Linked DNA regions of Homo sapiens: region 1 is linked to region 2. A link is a contact called in ENCODE Hi-C or POLR2A ChIA-PET data. All regions are on one chromosome and are shown on one strand. Each heading gives the region's core, a stretch centred on a gene start or an enhancer-like site at or near the end of the contact. The rest is flanking DNA. Distances are from core to core; before and after follow the strand shown.

The links. Hi-C counts contacts between places; a loop is a spot of excess contacts on that map. ChIA-PET counts read pairs that join two places held with the same protein, here RNA polymerase II (POLR2A). Pooled maps may share reads with other maps.
Region 1: a loop to region 2 is called in a map of B cell, with 4 times the contacts of the local background. The contact joins two enhancer-like sites. A Hi-C loop is called at or near these places in 6 of 168 maps with a recorded cell type or tissue (B cell, CD4-positive, alpha-beta T cell, CD4-positive, alpha-beta memory T cell and 2 more), 6 of 37 single-sample maps with no recorded cell type and 12 of 50 pooled maps. POLR2A ChIA-PET finds 5 or more read pairs at or near these places in 2 of 52 experiments (PC-9 and activated T-cell).

What each region holds. Positions count from the first base shown.
Region 1 is chr2:106,104,623-106,110,723 of GRCh38, forward strand. UXS1 (UDP-glucuronate decarboxylase 1) reads right to left here. Exons shown (of 15, transcript NM_001253875.2): 11 at 172-215. Among named protein-coding and RNA genes, the nearest start is that of ECRG4, 42 kb to the left of the region's middle. Within about 2 kb of position 3,094, at least 4 of the 41 ENCODE cell types and tissues checked have a DNase peak (open chromatin) inside an H3K27ac peak, as active enhancers do.
Region 2 is chr2:105,367,114-105,373,953 of GRCh38, forward strand. FHL2 (four and a half LIM domains 2) reads right to left here. Exons shown (of 7, transcript NM_001318895.3): 4 at 6,446-6,620; 5 at 457-626. It also overlaps a transcript of C2orf49 not described here. Among named protein-coding and RNA genes, the nearest start is that of FHL2, 29 kb to the right of the region's middle. RefSeq lists enhancers at 2,297-2,798, 2,799-3,298, 6,782-6,840. Within about 2 kb of position 2,823, at least 12 of the 41 ENCODE cell types and tissues checked have a DNase peak (open chromatin) inside an H3K27ac peak, as active enhancers do.

The DNA.
Region 1 (6,101 bases), core at 1,844-4,343, 740 kb after region 2:
AAACAGAGAACAGCAAGTTTTCCCATCATAAAATTAAAAATTTTTAATCAATATATAGTGTTAGCGTTGTGGAAATGGTTAACATATACAAGACACTGAACTGTCTGTCAAGTTGGCATGACCCCTGCTCCAAAGCACTGCTAAGGCTGGGGCAGGGCAGGACAGTCTTACCTGACGTACTGGAACGCCCTTGTCTGAGACCCGGATCCGTATACCTGGAAGGAAACCAACAGTTAGGCCTCCTGATAAAACCACACCCGTCCTGCGTAGGTGTCCTTGAAACTCCAGGGGACACAGTCCGACCTTGAAACTGATCCCAGGGGGCAGTGATGCTGACTCAAAGCATCTAGCACCACATCCCGCACTCTACTTCGAGACCATGCCTTGACAGTGAGATGGTGGCAGCAATACCTAAAGTGTGCACCTGGTATAGCTGTGTAAAGTTTTCCCTCAAAAGACAGTGCCTGAAGGAATTCGCTTCTGCTGGAGTCTTACGATGTGTCAGGCATCATGTGAGGCTCTGGGGGGCTGTGACCTCAGAGTCCAGCTAGGTGACAGATCTACACACAAACATTAATACATGCATTTAACTGGGGTTCCTCACACTGACTGCCCAACAGCAGAGCTGGGGATGCCGCCCAGGCTGGTTCACAGACTGTTTGGGATGAGGCCGGCATCTCCTGGTATTGTTACAGCTAGCTCCCCAGGAGATTCTAATATAAGGCCAAGGTGGAGAGGCATGCAGGAGACTCTGAAAGTGATGCGGAGGTGGCAGGAGGAGGGTCACATTCCCCTTTGTTTCCACTGCACATTTGCTCCACACTTCCATAGCTTGGCTTGTGTTCTTTGCTCTGCCAGCTGAGACCGTCTTGTCTACTTTCCACCTGGCAGAGTGCTACTCATCCTTTAGGGACAAGCTCTGATGCCACCTCCTGGAGAAGCTTCTCTGGCTCATTGCCCAGGGAAAGCCCTTTGCCAACTGCCCCCAACTGTGAACTCCCCAGAAGGACTGGTGTCCGAACCCCCTTTGCCCTGCTGGAGCCCAGCACGATGTGAGGTGCGATACCAGCATGGGATGAGCATCTGCTGAATGACCTGCGGAGCGCCACGGATCACGCCACTCACTGAGGCGGAGACGGCAACAGAGGTGCTTGGGGAGATCTCCTAAGCGCGGCATCACAGGAACAAGAGTGCCCTCGGGGGTTTTGTTTGCTTGTGTACCTCCCTGTGGTGGAAAGCAGGCAGCTGGGAAGAAGGGACTGCCTTTGGGAACAAGCTTGATTATAACAACCCTGGGGTCTCTTCCCGCCTGACAGCAAAAAAGAGCCCCTGCCAGCAGCTCTGTGAACAGCACCAGCCCCCTCAGCACCAGACACTCAGCCTGGCTTTCCCAGAGCTCCCCGCTCCAGCTCTGAGAAGGAAAAGGGGAAGGATCAGGTGGAGAAGAAAAGCACACGCATGGCCTGGCGCGGTGGCTCAAGCCTGTAATCCCAGCACCTTGGGAGGCCGAGATGGGCAGATCACCGGAGGTCGGGAGTTCGACACCAGCCTGACCAACATGGAGAAACCCTGTCTCTGCTAAAATTACAAAATTAGCTGGGTGTGGTGGTGGGCGCCTGTAATCCCAGCTACTAGGGAGGCTGAGGCAGGAGAATTGCTTGAACCTGGGAGGCGGAGGTTGCAGTGAGCCGAGATCGTGCCATTGCACTCCAGCCTGGGCAACAAGAGTGAAACTCCGTCTCAAAAAAAAAAAAAAAAAGCACATGCATCAAACCCCCTGAAAGCCTTATTTATTTATTTAAAAAGCAGGTTCAAAGGCTATCTCTGTTTTCTTAATAAACATTTATATGCCAATTCCACAGGTGTATCAGTTCTATCTATGTAGGTTCTGTTCTTGGGGGGAAGGCCTTACACTGAGAAAAGGCTGGGGATACTGAGGAATGGGGATTCCTGTCAACACAGAAACTACAGCTGCAACAAATCTCAGTAAAGGAACATTGAGGAAGGATGGGCATGGGCCTCTTGGAAGCAGAGGGGAATTCCTTGACAGTTCTGCCTGAACCTGATTCTCTGGCCTGGCTGATACTTCTGATACATGTGAGGAAGGTAGGAAGCAGTGGGCCTGAGTTGGTAGGACAGGAGGTCCACCCACTGCCAGCTCCCTCAGCCTGGAAACTCCCCTCTACACCAGTGCCGTAGGTGTAACTCTTTTTGTTTTTTACAACCTTATTTTGGAGATGAGGTAATGGAAGGTCAAAGCGCTGGAGTGACCTGCATTCAGCAGAGTGAAATTTATCTTGACTCCAAGTTCAGAATTCTTTTTCCTGCCCTATTGTGTTCATAATTTCAGAACTACCTGTAGATTTTTTTTTCTTTTTTCAAACTGTGGCTCTCAGGCTGGCACCAGGCCATTCTCCAACCTCACTGTAGTGAGTATCGGATTTAGGCAACTCCCGCGTCACAGGCTCCTCCACAGGTGGGTTTGGGGCTGTGCTGCTGTCCTGCCCATTGCCTCTGTCTGCATCCGGGGCTCTGCTCTCAAAGCTGAGCGCACAGATGCACCTCTGCTGCTTGTTTTGCACCTTCCCACCACACTCAGTCAGGGCCACTGTGATGGTGGGCTCACCAGTCTGCTAGTGCATTCCAGCCACATTCACAGAAAGCCCACCTTTGTCCAGAGCGGCAGTGGCCTTCAACAAGCCAGCCGAGGCCAGTCTTCAGTCTGATCTAAAGCCCAGGCTCACTCATCAGAGCAGCGGTGTCCACTCACACACCGTCTCTCAGAGAGGAGCCATGGAAGAGCACAGTGGCAGCTTTCCATTCCACCGAAACATGCTGACCCCAAGCCCTGGAGGAACACAATCCAGGGCAATACATGCTGGGTAAGCCCCCCGACCGGGATGGGTTAACTAGGCTGCCAGGGTCAGGATGTGAAGAACCACGCCAGGTACCTGCTCAACCAAACAAGGGACTTGTGGTGGAGACATTCAGCAGCTTGAATATCACTTAATCCCAAAGGGCTGCAGCCTGGGAAGTCCAAAAGGCTCCCAAAATAACCTGCAGTCTGCTGGGTATTTCCCACCGTTGACTCATTCATAAGTGCACTGGAAGGAGAGTTACGACTGTGGGTGCATTTCCCTGCGTGACTCGCCAGGGGCAGCTCCCCACCCAGCCAGCACCGACACAAGGTTCATCTGCAGGCACCACGGTCACCGGGTAAGCTATGCTGCCTTCAGGTACGGTGACAAAAGGTGCTCAGCAGCACTCCCTCTGAGGTCCCACCTGAGGCCCAACTGGGCCTCAAGGAAATAGTCCCTAGTACAAGAGGAGGCTGTTCTGCCTGGGCTGCAGTGGAAAGGCGTGGATCCCGTGGGACGCCCACTGCATACCCCCACAGACCTTGCTGACACAGTCCTGAAAGTTTGTATGCTCCAGTGTGTGCATTAGGCTAAGATGCAATGTCAGTGGCAGCCTGGAATACTTCCTTCCTCATGTCCTTAAGAGTCCTGCTGGATTTCAGTTTCTATAGCATATCACATCCATCATCTGTACTTTGGTTTAAATTAGCCTACCTATTTCACTAACACAGTACTTTGCAACATGAGGATTTGTAATTCATGTGTGAAATATTCACTGTGTGCGCTAATGTGAAAATGTAAAGTAAAAGAAAGGGGTGTGTGTGCAAGAGAGAAGATGCTATGCAATTATGCCCCATCCAAAATATCTGTCTTCCCTGGGCTCTAGAATGCAACTGCAGACCCTGTGTACAGCCCTCCCAGCATGGTCTGAGGCCTTCCATCTCCCCCACTTCAAGATAAGGCCTGCAGGGACTTGGCACAAATTGAGTGTGCAGCAAAATCCAGGGCATGAGTATCACAGGGATCTGGTGTGGACAGCTGATGGCAGCAGAGCTCCCTCAGCCTTCTCATTGTTCTTCTAACAGAAGACAGTGTGAGATTCGGTCCCTCTGGCTTCATTTCACAGAACAGGAGAGATGCCAGGAGATTCGTGCAAGAGTCAAGGCTGCTACTGGGGGCCGGGGAACGAAGGGCTGTGTGCAGGTCAAAGCAGCATGATGATCAAGGAGTAACCAACAGGGGAGAGGACCGGCCGGGGGTGAGGGGCAGCGAGGAGCTCTCATGATCACTTAGCAATGTCCCCAGCCGCTGTGCTTTATGTGTTTAAGATGTAACAAAGATTCTTTGCTTGGCCAAACTTCGTTCAGCCTCGAGTACCTTCTCCTAGGCCCATTTGTGCACTTCCTTGTAAAATGTAGTTTTGACAAGAACCCTGCTAAGTCAGTTTCACAAGAAACCCTTACCCTCGATATCTGATCACCCTCGACATCTGACATTCCTCACCCCCCATATCCCCTAGAGTGTGTCCGACCACCCTGGCCTGTTGTCAGCAAGAATCCTGTTAGGTTGGTTTAGCTAGAATCCGCCTTACCTCTGATGCTTCCTCTTAATAATTTTCCATCCACTCACCTCCTCCCTGCTCCTTGGCTGTAAATTCTGCTTGCCTGTGCTGTATTTGGAGTTGATCCCAGTCTTTCCCCCCCGAAAAATCCCACTGCAGTGATCCGTATTCCTGTCATGATGGTCCTGAATAAAGTCTTCCTCACCATACTTTAGTACCATTGAATAACTGTTTAACAAATCCTATGGCTTTCCGCCACAAACGAAGGCCCAATGTAAGAATCACTTAACATACCACAGTATCAATAAAAAGGCTAAACATCATACCAGCTTTGAATTGGTCTTAGAAGTATGATTTTTCCACAATTTCCCTTTGGAAGAATAGCAAGGCTTTTAAAATGATATAGCACTGGATTCAAACCCCAATTCTACCACATCTGACCTGTCCTGGGCAAATCCAAACCTGGGATAAATCACATAAGGTGGAAAGCAGAATGACCCCTCCTGTGAAGGTGAGTGCCATAACTGAACTGTGGACCAAAGCCTCTTCGAAAATAAACTTAGGACAATAGCTCTACCTGAACCATACTCATCTATTTTCTAATCTGAGATGCAAACTTTGCTGAACATGATTCCACTTAAAATATAGCTTTGATGTATGATGCACTTAACCCAGCGACATACTCCCTGAGTCCTCATCACAGGCATCTGGTACAGCAACGAGTGAGATGCTAAGACAGGCATGAGGAATCTGCTCAAAAACACGGCTGCAAGGTAAGCAATCATACCCATCCAGCTTGGAAAGGGAGAACGAGACGCTGAGCTGTTTCTGGCCACCCTCAAAGAGGTCTTCACCTCAGAAGTGACTTGTCGGAAATGTAGCAGAAAAGGAAATAGGTGGACACACCTCCTTATTTCCCTTCCTCAGTAAGCCGAGTGTTTCTAAAGACAGGCTGGCTCAGGCAGGCCTGCGAGTCTCTCCCTAGACTGCTCCACAGAGCCATCTGACAAGAGCAAGGCATGATATCTCAATTGGACAGAAAAGAATGAAGTCAGTGACTTCATCAAATTCTTGCTGGGAAATAGAATTCTGTGTGACAAAGGAAACAAAACACATTCTGAAAGGCCTCCCTCGGGACTTCTGCCTCCTGCCACCAGAAGCTGCCTACAGAGACTGAAGCCCACCACGTTCTCGATTAACTGCAGTCATGGACGGCTCCAGAGATCTTCTCCCTTTTGTCTCTGGCACAAAAGCTTGCTCGGTGTGAAGACAACACATGAGTTATCACCTCTGCCAACAATGCATGCATTCTTGGGGAGGCTAGGGGACACTGGGAGCCCTGGCTGTGGCCAAGGAGGCACTAAATCAAGCTGCTTCTTGGAGGCTTTCATGGTTTCCTCTAAACAAAGCAGCTCTCATCTCACAGCATGAAGGAGTTTCTGAACACAGTTGCTAAAAAGGCACCAGGCTGTCCTCGAGATGTGGAATTCTCAACTGAGCAGGTGGACTAAGGGGTTCGCAGGTCACGGCACGAGCTCCTAGGAACCCCAAGTAGCAGCAAGAGGGTTACATGAGATGATAGTAAGTTTCACCACTTTCACTTACCATAAAGGAAAGCGGCCACTACAAATCCAATAATTAGTCCACTCAACATTTCTCTCCTGCGCCCACGTACCTGGTGG
Region 2 (6,840 bases), core at 1,573-4,072:
GGAGGCAGACTTTTCTCCTTTACTTTTCTTCTCACATCCGTCTCTCTCTCCTCCCTTCCTCTCCTCCCTCTTCCTTCCATCTTTCTCTCCCTCTCAAGTTTGCAGTTGTTTTCTTGTTTTATTCATGGAGAGAAGCTGAACAAGACAGCTTTGGGATGGTGGCTCCCCTTCCCTCTAACCTCAGGTTATCAACATAAGAACATATTTAGAAATGGTCTAGAAGAAGGCAGGGTTAAACGATTTGATCACAGAGCTCAACAATGTTGATGTCTTTGAAAGAAGGATGGACACCCAGACCCGATGGATAAATGCTCAGAATGTAAGGCAGGACAGGCACAGCTCCCACGCCACTTAAGTATCACAGGTATCCTTGGTTTTGGAAAGAGAACTGACAGACATGGACCATGGAGGCAAACCAGCCAGAACGTGCAAGGGCCAAGGGGGCATCTGAGATACCTTTTTGCACTGAACGCACTGCATGGCATGTTGTTTCTCATAGCAGGGCACACAGAAATTCTGATTGTCTTTGGGGATGAAACTCTTGGTTCCAATTGGCTGCTGGCAGCGGTGGCAGATGAAGCAGGTCTCATGCCAGCTGCTGCCCTTGTACTCCATCTTGCGGGTACCTGTCATCAGGGTCAAGAGGAACACAGCAGAGTTATGGTTAGAGGGGTGTGGAGTCCCAGCAATCTGCCTTCAGAGCTTGCTGCCCTCTAGTTTTATGACCAGAGCAAGCCACTTCAGCTCTTGAAGGCTCGCCTCTACATGGAGGTAATTCCTATTTTGTGCAGGGCGTGGACTTTGTCTTTTGGTTCACTACTGTACACCCAGCTCCTAGAACAACACGTGTACATTTTAGGCACTTAACATTTATTTATTGAATACCGTGGTTAGGAATGTTAAATCTAAAAAAAGTTAAGTCTCTCTCAGCAATGCAAAGTATAAAGAGAAGTGTGGCATAGCTCCGATGAATTCCCATGGAGCATGACTTTTGGAGTCTAGGGACTGTATTCACCTATTGCACACCTGATAATGAACACCCCGTCTGGTTCACAGCAGGATGGAAATGGCTAGAGTGTGAATGAACCTGGAACCTCGAACCTGATTCAGTGAGCAGCCTCTACAACACTCACTTTACATACTGCCTGTTGAACCAAGTTGTGATGTATCTAGGTAGTTTTATGCACTGTACTAAGTGCTATAATTAAAACCTACATGTAGTTTTTTTTTGTTTTCGAGACAGGGTCTCACTCTGTCACCCAGGCTGGAGTGCAGTGGTGCGATCCTGGCTCACTGCAGCCTTGAACATCTGGGCTCCAGGGAAACTCCTGCCTCAACCTGAGTAGCTGGAACTACAGGTGCACACCACCATGCCTGGCTGAAATCTTCATGTGTTACTTGTACATCCCATTTAGTAATTGCCTAAACCTACGCCATCCATTGTCTTTTGAATAACTATTAGCATTTGATACATTTCTACCATTTCTCCAAGTGAACTGAGGAGCTCTAGAGAACTGAAACACTTATGGGTCACCCCTGCCACCACCAAGCTGGACTCACTGCAAGTGCTCGGTGTCTGTTGACTGACATTTTTTCATTTTTGTTTGCCAGAAAGAAGTGTATCTATTTATAGTAACGGATGATTCCAGATAGGCGTATAAACAAGTACCCTTCATATAAAGCAAAGGTAAAGAACAATCTGGGGAAATAAGTATCAGGGACAAAGAAAGAGGAAAGTGTTGTAAGTGCCCGGACTAGCTGAGGGGCCTGGCCACTGTGTAAGACCAAATCCAGACTGCTGCCTGCTTTTCAAATGAAGTTTTATTGGAACACAGCCACGCCCATTAATTTACTTCCATTGTTTACATCCGCTTTTAAGCTAGACGGCCGAGTAGTGTGCAGCTGTGTGCAGTTGTGCAGTTGTTGTGTAGTTGTAATAGTTGAGTAGTTGTGACAGAGACTGTATGGTCCACAAAGCCCCAAATATTTATCTGATTTTTGAAGGAAAAATGTTGCCAATCCCTGGGGACTGTGGCATGAGGGTCACATACATGTGACTTCAACTGGGGGTCAGGGAATGATGGGGAATCAAGCCGACAGAGGGACTGCCCCGCTCCAGACCAGGTGGAAGCAGCTGCAGTAACACAGGTGGCTTATAGGAGTCTATAGACTAGTCCATAGCTCTCAGCCCCAAAATCTTATGGTCCCAAGGACAAAGCTAGGGGTTGTATTTTAGCTGGCTAGAAAGTTGGTCATGAAATGTCTGTCCTCCAGTAATTAGGAATGTGCTGAGAATTATCACGATTGTTATTTAGGATCATTTTCTCAGCTTCCTGTACTTCCAAGACCAGACATTTGAGATTATATAAAATAAGCAGGGTGTGTGTTGGGGGGCAATGTGTGAGAGGGAATTTGGGATGGTGACACGCAGCGATCTTTTAATTCAAAACTAAGCTGTACAATCTATGGAATTCAATTGTGGGGTGATGAATCCTAAAACAAACATTACATGAAGCAATTGAAATTCAAGTAAAAATAGTGGAAGGACTTTGAATTCACAAAGATTTTCTTCAACCTCCATGCATACTTTTGTCACTTGCTCTTTGGATCTCTGACATTCATTCTGATCAAGCAGCCCAGAAGCCAAAGGATTTTGCCAATGAATATGGGGCAATTATGACTCTCATGGCATTCTTGTCGAGTTCTGAAATAAGTCTGATCAGATCAACACCAGTTCGAGGGCAACTCTACGTGCAGGGAATGCACAGGGCACCTGGAGCCTCAGGGACATGGCGCGTGCACCTCAGGCATGGCGACAGCAGTGGCCGCAAGCCTGCATGGTCATATGCAGCAATACCGGCAGGTGGCAGGAGCGTTCCTTCTCCTAACTGAATCGCACACTCTGAACCAAGTCTCCCGCAGGCGGAAGCGCAGTCTTGAAGAAGGGATGTCTTAATCTGATTCAAATAGTCAAATGAGGCTGGCTGCGGTGCCTCAGCCTTGTAATCCCAGCACTTTGGGAGGCTAAGGCGGGAGATCTCTTGAGCCCAGGAGTTGGCGACCAGCCTGGGCAACATAGAGAGTCCCTGTCTCTACCCCCCCAAAAAAAAAATTAGGCGGGTGTGGTGGTGTGTGCCTGAGGTCCTAGACACGTAGGAGGCTGAGGTGGGAGGATCATTTGAGCCCGAGAGGTCAAGGCTGCAGTGAGCAGTGATCGTACCACTACTCTCCCGCCTGAGCGAAAGAGCGAGATCCTGGCTCAAAAAAAAAAAAAGTCAAATGAGGAGCCAGAAATTTGGTTGCAGGGTTGGAGACAGAATCGCTACTTGAGTCTGCTCAGAGGCTGTGGTGCATCTGTAAGCAACGTCTGCTAATAGGGGCGCGAGAGCCGGTAAACCCCAGCACTGGGGTTACTGATGGTATTCCAGTTTCCTGATTGGTCATCAGGAAACTGACTTGTGTGGGGGGTGTGGAGCTGGTGGGTGAGTTTTTCACTTGTCCTCTAAATGTAAATTCACCGCAAAAGCTGTGCACTGACGCTGTAAACCCATATTCATCTTGAATGGGTTCTAACACTTTTAAAAATCAAACCCAGGCAAGCAAGTGCTTTGATTCAGTGTTTTGTCGGTGCTGGTTTGTTTTGCATACACCGGGATTCTTCTAGACGCCCTGCCTTTGGTGCCCAGTCCGTTTCTTCTGGCAGAGGCACCTGTAAAATGGGGATGAAGCCATCCAACCCAGGGAACACCGAAGATTCAATGGGATTCTGTAAAGCAGCAGGGTCTGACGCCTGTGTGTGTGCTCAGGGGCTGGAAGCTGTAGCTGTGTTGTTATTATTACTACACAGCATTTCTTACCACAGAGCCTGAATTCTTGCTTCCCCCATTCCTTAGTAGAAGAGGCTGCCGGCCAGTTAATTCTCAGATATTCAGTATGGGTTACCTCTCACTGAACATTAGGTTTTTACTTCTTATCTGATCATGTTTTTCTTTTCTTTCCCTCCCCAGTAAACACCATGAGAAAGGGAAGGTGTGATGGTTAATTTTATGTGTCAGCGTGGCTGGGCTCTGGTACCCAGTTGTTTGGTCAAAAAACAGGTTTACTTGTTGCCGTGAAGGTGTTTTTTAGATGTGACTAACATCTAAGTCAGCAAGCTTCGAGTGCAGCACGTTACCCACGTATCAGGGCCGGGCTTCATCTAATCGGTAGTGGGCCTTAGGGGCAAAGACTAAGGTTTCCCTAAGGGCAACTAATTCTTCTCAAGACTGCAATAGACACACCCTGCCTGAGTTTCCAGCCTGCCGCCCTACGGAATTCAAATGCTCCCATTTGGAACTGCAGTATCATCTCTTCCCTGAGCCTCCAGCCTGCTGCCCTGTTCTATAGATTCCAGACTTACCGCCTCCACAATCTCATGAGCCAATCCCTTGAAATCTCTCTCTCTCTCTCTCTCTCTCTCTCTCCTTATGTATGTATCTATGTGTATACATTTCCTTGATTGATTCTGTTTCTCTGGAGAACGTGACTAACACAGAAAGTCAAGACAGGTGAAAAATTCAAAATCCGGGAAATATGCATACTTTTTATGTCATGGTTGGTGCTAACAGTTAAAGTCTTTAAACAGCCCCTAGAGTCCCCAGTGGAAGCTTCCTTGGGCCCTTGTTCAGGAAACTAGTAAGGGTTTAATTTGTTTTTCAATTAATGTCGTGGTTCTTATTGTTACTGAGTGTTGTGTCTCTGCAGTGACTCCCTGTGGGGCAGGACACAGGTCAGCCTGGCTTTCTACGGGCTTCAATTCTCATTTGCACTGTCGCACAGCACTGGGGCCCGAGTTTCCAGCCTCTGCAGGATCCACATGATCTTAGAAGAGGCCTTCTTGCCTGGAGCTGCCCCATCTAAAGTCACCATGCAGCCCTTCCAGCTGTTTTCCCTTACAGCTGCCAACAGGGCTGGGACTGTGTCAGCCTGGGCATTTTTCTTCCCTGTCATAGTGTGTCACAGTTGTTTTAAAGTTATATTAACCAGAGAAATGTAGTGGCAGTAAGAAACCATCTTACCAAAGGTCAGATTACCTCCTTGCCTTTTTAAAAAATGATTATTCCTTATCCTACATAACTTTCTTTTTTTTTTGAGACGGAGTCTCACTCTGTCACCCAGGCTGGAGTGCAGTGGCGTGATCTCAGCTCACTGCAAGCTCCATCTCCTGGGTTCAGGCCATTCTCCTGCCTCAGCCTCCCGAGTAGCTGGGACTACAGACGCCCGCCACTATGCCCGGCTAATTTTTTGTATTTTTAGTAGAGACAGCGTTTTACCATGTTAGCCTGGCTGGTCTCAAACTCCTGACCTCGTGATCCGCCCTCCTTAGCCTTGCAAAGTGCTGGGATTACAGGGGTGAGCCACCACACCTGGCATCCTACATATATTTCTAAACTATTTCCCATATGTCAGTCTCTTCAGTATTTCTTTATTATCAAAAACAAAGCAAACCAACATGATGAAACCCCATCTCTACTAAAAATACAAAAATTAGCCAGGTGTGGTGGTGCACGCCTGTAGTCTCAGCTACTTAGGAGGCTAAGGCAGAAGAATCTCTTGAACCTGGGAGGCAGAGGTTGCAGTGAGTCAAGATTGCACCACTGAACCACATTGGCCAGGCCGATTTCAAACTCCTGACCTCAAGTGATCCACCCACCTCAGCCTCCCAAAGTACTGGAATTACAGGTATAAGCCACCGCACCCAGCTTCTTTCTGTATTTTGAAATTCCACATATTTTTGTCCACTTTGCTTTTTAAAATAAAAGATTCTGCTCTCCTACATAAAAAACAAAACAAAACAAATAACTCCCCCCACATACACACACAAAAAAACCATGAGGGACACAGTCCCATCAACACACAAGGCACCTTTATTGCCATCCTCGGCACCTGGCCCAGTTGCGGCTGTGCCCTTTTTGACTGTCCGTCTAGAACACCAACTCTACAAGGGCAGAGGACCAGGTGCACCTCGGCTCACACCCTACGAATGCTCAGCTCGAGCCCAGTGCCTGGCACGCAAGGGCACCATGCACACTTGGTGAAATAACTGAATGAGTACAAATTCAGCAGGTAGAAGGGAAGAAAAGAGAAACTATCTATGGTGGTGGGAGAGTGGGGGCTGATGCAGGAGATGTATTTTTAAGGGGGATACCCACCATTTTCTTACTCTAACAATTTGACTGCATAACACTGCCCCACGTGCACAGCAAAAAGATCCCGTTACTGCCCATGATAGAACCTGTATGTCCCTGCTTCGTAAGTACTCTAAATACTCCTCTGCAGTTCAAGGTCAAACTGGAAAGTCAACACGAGTGTCTGGAACCAAGTCAATGTGAACAGGGGGTCAGAGGAACGTGCACAAGGCTTGAAGCTAGACTGGCTCACGCATGAGAAAGGAGTGCCTCCTGACCTGGCATGATGGTCTTCTTGCATTCCTGGCACTTGGATGAGTACTCGTTGGAATAGCAGTCTGTACAGAGCAGCTGGTCCTCCTTGGCAGCAAAGGGCTTGTCCACCAGTGAGTTTCTGCACTGCGAGCAGTGGAAACAGGCTTCATGCCAGTGCCGGTCCTTGTAAGACAAGTCCTGTGGGGCCAGACCACACAAGACAGTCAGAGGCAGGACAGGAGGGCTTGGACCCACAGCATAGGGGCCCCTTGCGAATCTGCAGGGCAAACAAGGAAAGAAGTTGGGCCGAGGCACCCTGGCGCACCCACATTCATGCCCCAGGACCACCTAACTGCTGAAATCAATTAAGACTAGGCTGCTTTTCTCTTGCTGCATTTTAGAGCAACAGGTTAGACAG